Linked DNA regions of Homo sapiens: region 2 is linked to region 1. Evidence: chromatin contacts called from ENCODE Hi-C or POLR2A ChIA-PET data. All regions are on one chromosome and are shown on one strand. Each heading gives the region's core, a stretch centred on a gene start or an enhancer-like site at or near the end of the contact. The rest is flanking DNA. Distances are from core to core; before and after follow the strand shown. Region 1 has its middle 140 kb from the start of LINC02533. Region 2 holds the start of KU-MEL-3 (a long non-coding RNA gene).

Region 1 (2,877 bases), core at 120-2,619:
TGGCAGCGGGACTGGAAAAGAGGAGTGGCCACAAGTGACATAGCCACATCTGCCTCATCTGACTGCCATCTCTCCAATCAGCATGGAAAAAAATGATAAACAATGGGTTTTTTTAAGGAAAGAACACTGACGTAGAGGTCAGGAAGCCTGGGCTCAGCTCCAGCACTAACCAGCCGTGCACCCCAGGAAATGACAGCAGCTCTCTGAACTCAGCTTCCAACACCTGGAAATGGACAGGGAGGGGTGGGATGAGGTGATCTGGCAATTCACTAGTGTTCTCACATGCAGCCCTCCCCTTTTAACGTAACACAACATTTGCCATTTTAGTCATTTTTAGGGGTACAGTTTAGTGGCATTAGGAAAATTACACTGTAAGAGTGAATGAGGCATCACCCAACCCTCAGGAGCTGTCCAGAGAAGGAGGTGGAGTTTGTGCATGGGGAAGATACAAGACATACAATAGTAAGTGGTATTGGATGCCACAGTATCCACTAGATGGATGTTATGCACCCATCACCAACATCCATCTTCAGGACTTTTTCATCTCCCCAAACGAAAACTCTGTCCGCATGAAACACCAACTCCCCATTTCCCCTCCTTCCCCAGCAGCTCCTGGCCCTTCTCATGCTACTTTCCGTTGTTATGATTTTGACTACTCTAGTACTGCATGTACGTGGAATCACACAGTATCTGTCCTTTTGTGTCTGGCTGATTTCACTGAGCATAATGTTCCTCCATGTTGCAGTGTGTCAGAATTTCCTTCCTTTTCAAGGCTCAATAATATTTCATTGTGTAGATGACCACATTCTGTTTATCCATTCATCACTAAGAGACACTTGGATTTCTTCCACCATTTGGCTGTTGGGAATAATGCTGCCATTAACACGGGGGTGTAAATATCTCTTCCAGATCCCGTGTTTGATTCTTTGGGGTGTATACCCAGAAGTGGGATTGTTGGGTCACACGGTAGCTTGCTGTTGTCTAAGCAGCGCTTTCCCAAACTTCCCAACAGAGCAGCCACACAGCCACTGTAAATGAGTGCAGGAACTAGTAACCGTCCAGTAGTGGCCAACATATCACGCTCTATTTTACGAATTCACCCAGATTCAGCATTCTGCATCACATCATATCCTTGTTTGTTTATAAAAGTGTTGCTTTATACTACATTCCAGTGTAAGGAACACTTTGCTCTGCAGAGTCCAAAAAGCCCTGCTTCTCCTGTGGCTTCCCCGGGCTGGGCTGTGATGGCAGTGCCCAGCTGGACGAGCACCCAGAACAGGGTTGCAGTTAAGATCCCGTCCAGCTCTGACACTCTCTGACTTAAAGCAACACCCCTCCCAGTGGCTTCTTCATTTTCAACAAAAGTGAAGTGAGCTCAGGACTCTTGCTGCCGAGCCAGGAGGCGTGAGTCACTAGCCATGGGAATTTCAGGCATCTGCGTGTGTGCGATGGCGGCTGGAAATGGAGAGGGAGCATTTCTAGAGCTGAAATGTCGCAGAGGCACAGCCCCCAGTGGGTCTGGCACAAAAGCAGCGTTATATCGAGAGGCCTGGCAGCGCTGCCTGGGCTTGTTTCCCAGCTCTTGCAGCTCTCGGGGGGTTCTAGAAGATCGTCCAGACTATGACTCATTCCTGTGTTACTGTAATAGAGAAAGAAGTAGGTGGCAGTGTGACATGGATTTCACGGAGAATTAGTGAGAAATCTGTGTCCACTCAAGCACATTTTATGTTGTCTGAATGTGAGGATTCTCCTTTGGGCTGTTTATGGGCAGGGTGGGAGAGAGATCGCAGAGGTGCAGTCATGGGCTTCCAGAGGCTTTTTACAATTCTGTAGTGGCCATGCTGGGAAGACGCCCTGAGAAGACACTGCGACTGTCCATGTGACAGCTGCGGGAGTGAAAGCCATTGGAAATTCCTCCAAACCCATTGAGCCAAGGCTGCCACTGCCATGTCCCATCCAGGTGAGGCTTTGGCCAGAGCTGGCTATGGACTGGTTTGCATTTCCCTGCTTTTGATTTCCCTGACAGTCTACGGTGGAAATGCCCATGGGGAGTGAGGAGATGGAAGAGAACACAAAGGCAGACAGGAAAGGCTGAGAAGGTTCTCCCATTGGACACATAGTCCTCAGATGCATGAACTGTCCCTTGAGAGAGAGGAGTGGGACTGTAGGTCTAAATTCACATCACTGTAAATTCCATTTGTATCTTCACGGGATGTGACGAGGACCATAATGTCAACGCTCTTGAGACGTCTGCCCACAGGTGCCCTCGTGCTGAAGCTTTCCCTCCCAGCTCCCATTTCAGGAATGAAGTGTTTCTTCCCCTAGCTGCAGCAGATGTCACCAGTGGACAGTCTTCAGTGGACAGCTCTCTTCTGGAAATACCCTAGCTGAAGGGAGCCAGTCTAAGCTGCACAGCTCTTCCTGATGCAGACTATACACCAGCCATGATGCCGAAGTCAACTTGCAAGTGGAGAGAGAAGGAATTCAGACCAGAAATGGACTAGGGTTCACAGCTGAAAAATACCAGTAGTGGCCATGAGGTAGGTTGTGTGAGCCACAGACCTGAGAGACACCGTGGGCAGCAGCAGGAGAGGCGGTGGTGACAGAGGCCAGCACCCCAGGCCCCTGGTCTGCAAACACCTCCAGTGAAGCCAGGGCAGAGTGGTGACCAGGCGCCATCCTCCTCCACTGTCATGACAGCAGGTGAGACCTGGAATGTGTGTGCAACCCCACAGGGAGCCAGGATCAGGAACACTTGAATTCATTAAAGTAAAGTAACCCCAAACTGACAGAGAAGCCTTGAACTGAAAGAGAAATTACTTAATTGCCTGAGAAATAGCTAAATTTATTTTTGCACACCTGAGGCTTGTGAACAAT
Region 2 (2,877 bases), core at 182-2,681, 260 kb after region 1:
GCTCTGCTGCAAGCAATAGGGTGTTTCACAGATCCATACTTGTCTTTACAATTTCCAGGCTTAGGAAATATTTTTAAATTTTATTGATGACCTTTCCAAAGTTTAAATGAGTTAGCCCTTGGATGTTAAGAGGAAATAGTATTTTAAAGACAAAGTAAAAGAATGCCAAATCTATGAGGACATTATGCTAAGTGAAATAAGCCAGTCACAAAATGACAAGTATTGCTGATTCCACCTATATAAGGTCCTAGATTAGTCAAACTCGTAGAGACTGAGAGTAGAAAGGGGATGCCAGGGACTGCAGAGTGGGGCTAGGGAAGTGGGGAGTTAGGATTTAACGTGTACAGAGTTCCAGTTCGGGAGGATGGAAAGACTTCCGGAGGTTAGGCACAGGGGCTCATGCCTATAATCTCCACACTTTCAGAGACCAAGGAAGGAGAACTGCTTGAGGCCAGGAGTTTGAAACCAGACTGGGCAACATAGTGAGATCCCATCTCTACAAAAAATTTAAAAAATTAAACAGTGTGGGGACGTGAGCCTGTAGCCCCAGCTACTCAGGAGGCTGAGGTGAGAGGATTGTTTGAACCCAGGAGGTTGAGGCCACAGTGAGCTGTAATCACACCACTCCACTCCAGTCTGGGTAACAGAGCGACACCCTATCTCAAATAAATAAATAAATCTTTTTAAAAATAAAAGAATTGGATATGATGTTAAATTTTATGTTATGTGTATATTGCCACAATTTAAAATTTTTTAAAGAATACCAAATCAAGAAGTGCTAAAGTTCATGGAATTACCTATATCAGAGGTGGTGGGAGTCAGGAGTATGGAAAAGAACCCTTCAAATGAAAAGGTTCATGATTATCGAAAACAGCTTGTCCTGTTTTTACCAACTGGAAACTTTCTCTAGGAAAGCAGCTATTCCTAATGGCATTTCTAAAATTATGCAAACACAAAACCAAAAAGAAGGCAGGCACCCAGTAAAGTTATCTAAGACTTTGGTGGGAAAATAAATAAATAAACCTGCCGCCTCACGGTTGTTTCTCCTCACCTACAAGGCTTTGATTTCTGAGATGGGGCCTGAAGCAGGAATTCCTCACACAATGGATGCTCAATTTGTCACAGGATGTGCCTCTCCACTCTCATACCAGATAAAAGGTTAGCCTGGTTTTTCATCTAGCTGTGTCTCCCTCAGAATCAAAACTATCGTCCTCCTCAGTGCTGGATCGAGTCCTTTCATCTTTAATTTGACCAAAATGGAAACCAGGATCATGAGAATTCCTCGGGGCTGGTGTTGAAAGGAATTTCCCCTGCTCTTGCCAGAGTCTCGAGGGGTGGCCTCCTTCCACGGGTGAGTAACCACAAGTCCATGTGACCGAACAAACAGCATATTCTTTTGTTCAAAAGAGAAAAACAACATTGAAGGAAATCAGCTGAAGAAAATTGAGATGAAAGCCAGTCCACGCCTCAGCATCCTGAGGAAATGTTCTTCCTTGATGCTCTGAGCTCTCTAAGAAGTTACCACAAAACCAAACCCATCAGAAGTTTGCAGGACGTCCTTGTTTAGAGCTGGGAAATAAACCACGAAACAGCGCAAAGGAGAGTCCAGGCCTGCCAATGCTTCCGCGAACTCCTCGCCCCGACCTCATCCTTCTCCAGCTCCTACCTGCAGGCCTCAGGTGAGCTCCGGAGTCTAGTCATTCCTGTTGGGAGGCAAGTGTGTGACTGGTGTGCAAGTCAGGTCAGGAGGCTGCCTTGGTGTCCAGCAAGTCTTGTTTGCGGAGGCAGGGACTGCTGGGTTGGGGCACTTCCCGACCCTGTTTCTGCTCTTCTCCCCTCTGCAGGCCTCCTGACCTCCAGGCTCCTTACCCTCCCGCTGGCCTCTGCTCTACACTCATCTTTGTGCCCTGCTTCCAATCATGCCAGGCCTCGGGGTCCCTGTCTCTAACTTCACCATGAGACTCAGGTGCTTCTCTACACTCCACCCTCTCCAACACTGTTTGGAATCTCAGGCTTGGTCCCAATCCTATGGGCTAACTTTGAAAAGACCGCTGTTCATAAGGAGAGAGAAAGGAGGAAGAGATGAGAAAGGAAGACAGAGAAAGAAACTCTATGATCACGGTTTTTCCAAAATTCATGGTTAAATTAGAACTTACTATGTGCAAATATAGAAGCACGGGTCCACAGAGTTCCAGAGAATGAATGCTGACGACTAAGCACCAGCCTCCACTCCCTGCCCCATAGTGAGTATCCCTCCTCTGTGTGCTCATGCTGTGAATCCCCCCCATTCTACCACTTCTCCCCTCATCACTGGCTTGCTGTAGGATCAGAAGTTCCTTAAGAACAAGAACCTTCTCCCAGTGTATCCCCAGCACCTAATACAGAAGGTAATAAGGAGGAGGCATCTGCTAAACGCTTGTTGAAGGAGTGAAATTGAGAGACCAGGAAGGGCCTGCAGGCATTGTGGTGAGCCTGCCTGTTGTCCACGTGGCTGCAGCAAGCAAACATGGGTTTTCCTTGGAAGGACTGTGGGCCATCAACCCATTAATTGCCGAGTTGCTTCTATCAGGGCAAGGCTGTGGAATCCTGTTATCCTAGACAATGAGGTACAGGGTGCAAGCAGATCTGTGTGCTGCTGTCTTCCGGTAAACGGACCAAGTTCTCACTTCCCATCCTCCTCCCCAGTCTCACCCACCCGTGCTCCCAAGAGAGCAATTCATCATGTCAGTGTCTGGTGTTTTCTTGAAGGCCTGTGCTAAATAAAGTGGATTGTTTATAAAGTGGGATTATTCTCCAAGCACAGAAGCAGATTCCTGGGCAAGTTGTTGCGCTGAGTGTAATTAATGAAATGCTTTTTGGACCAAATTGTCCAATGGA

Evidence for each region. A loop is a pair of places that touch in the nucleus more often than their neighbours do. ChIA-PET counts read pairs that join two places held with the same protein, here RNA polymerase II (POLR2A). Pooled maps may share reads with other maps.
Region 2: a loop to region 1 is called in a map of psoas muscle, with 3 times the contacts of the local background. The contact joins the promoter of KU-MEL-3 here to the enhancer-like site in region 1. A Hi-C loop is called at or near these places in 16 of 168 maps with a recorded cell type or tissue (PC-9, Right ventricle myocardium inferior, aorta and 11 more) and 16 of 50 pooled maps. POLR2A ChIA-PET finds 5 or more read pairs at or near these places in 2 of 52 experiments (PC-9 and activated CD4-positive, alpha-beta T cell).

The regions. Positions count from the first base shown.
Region 1 is chr6:4,350,627-4,353,503 of GRCh38, forward strand. No RefSeq gene overlaps it. Among named protein-coding and RNA genes, the nearest start is that of LINC02533, 140 kb to the right of the region's middle. Within about 2 kb of position 1,370, at least 27 of the 41 ENCODE cell types and tissues checked have a DNase peak (open chromatin) inside an H3K27ac peak, as active enhancers do; they include PC-9, ascending aorta, dorsolateral prefrontal cortex and 7 more, where a contact is called at or near this core.
Region 2 is chr6:4,609,134-4,612,010 of GRCh38, forward strand. KU-MEL-3 (a long non-coding RNA gene) reads left to right here and starts at 1,432. Exons shown (of 2, transcript NR_122107.1): 1 at 1,432-1,679; 2 at 1,845-2,786.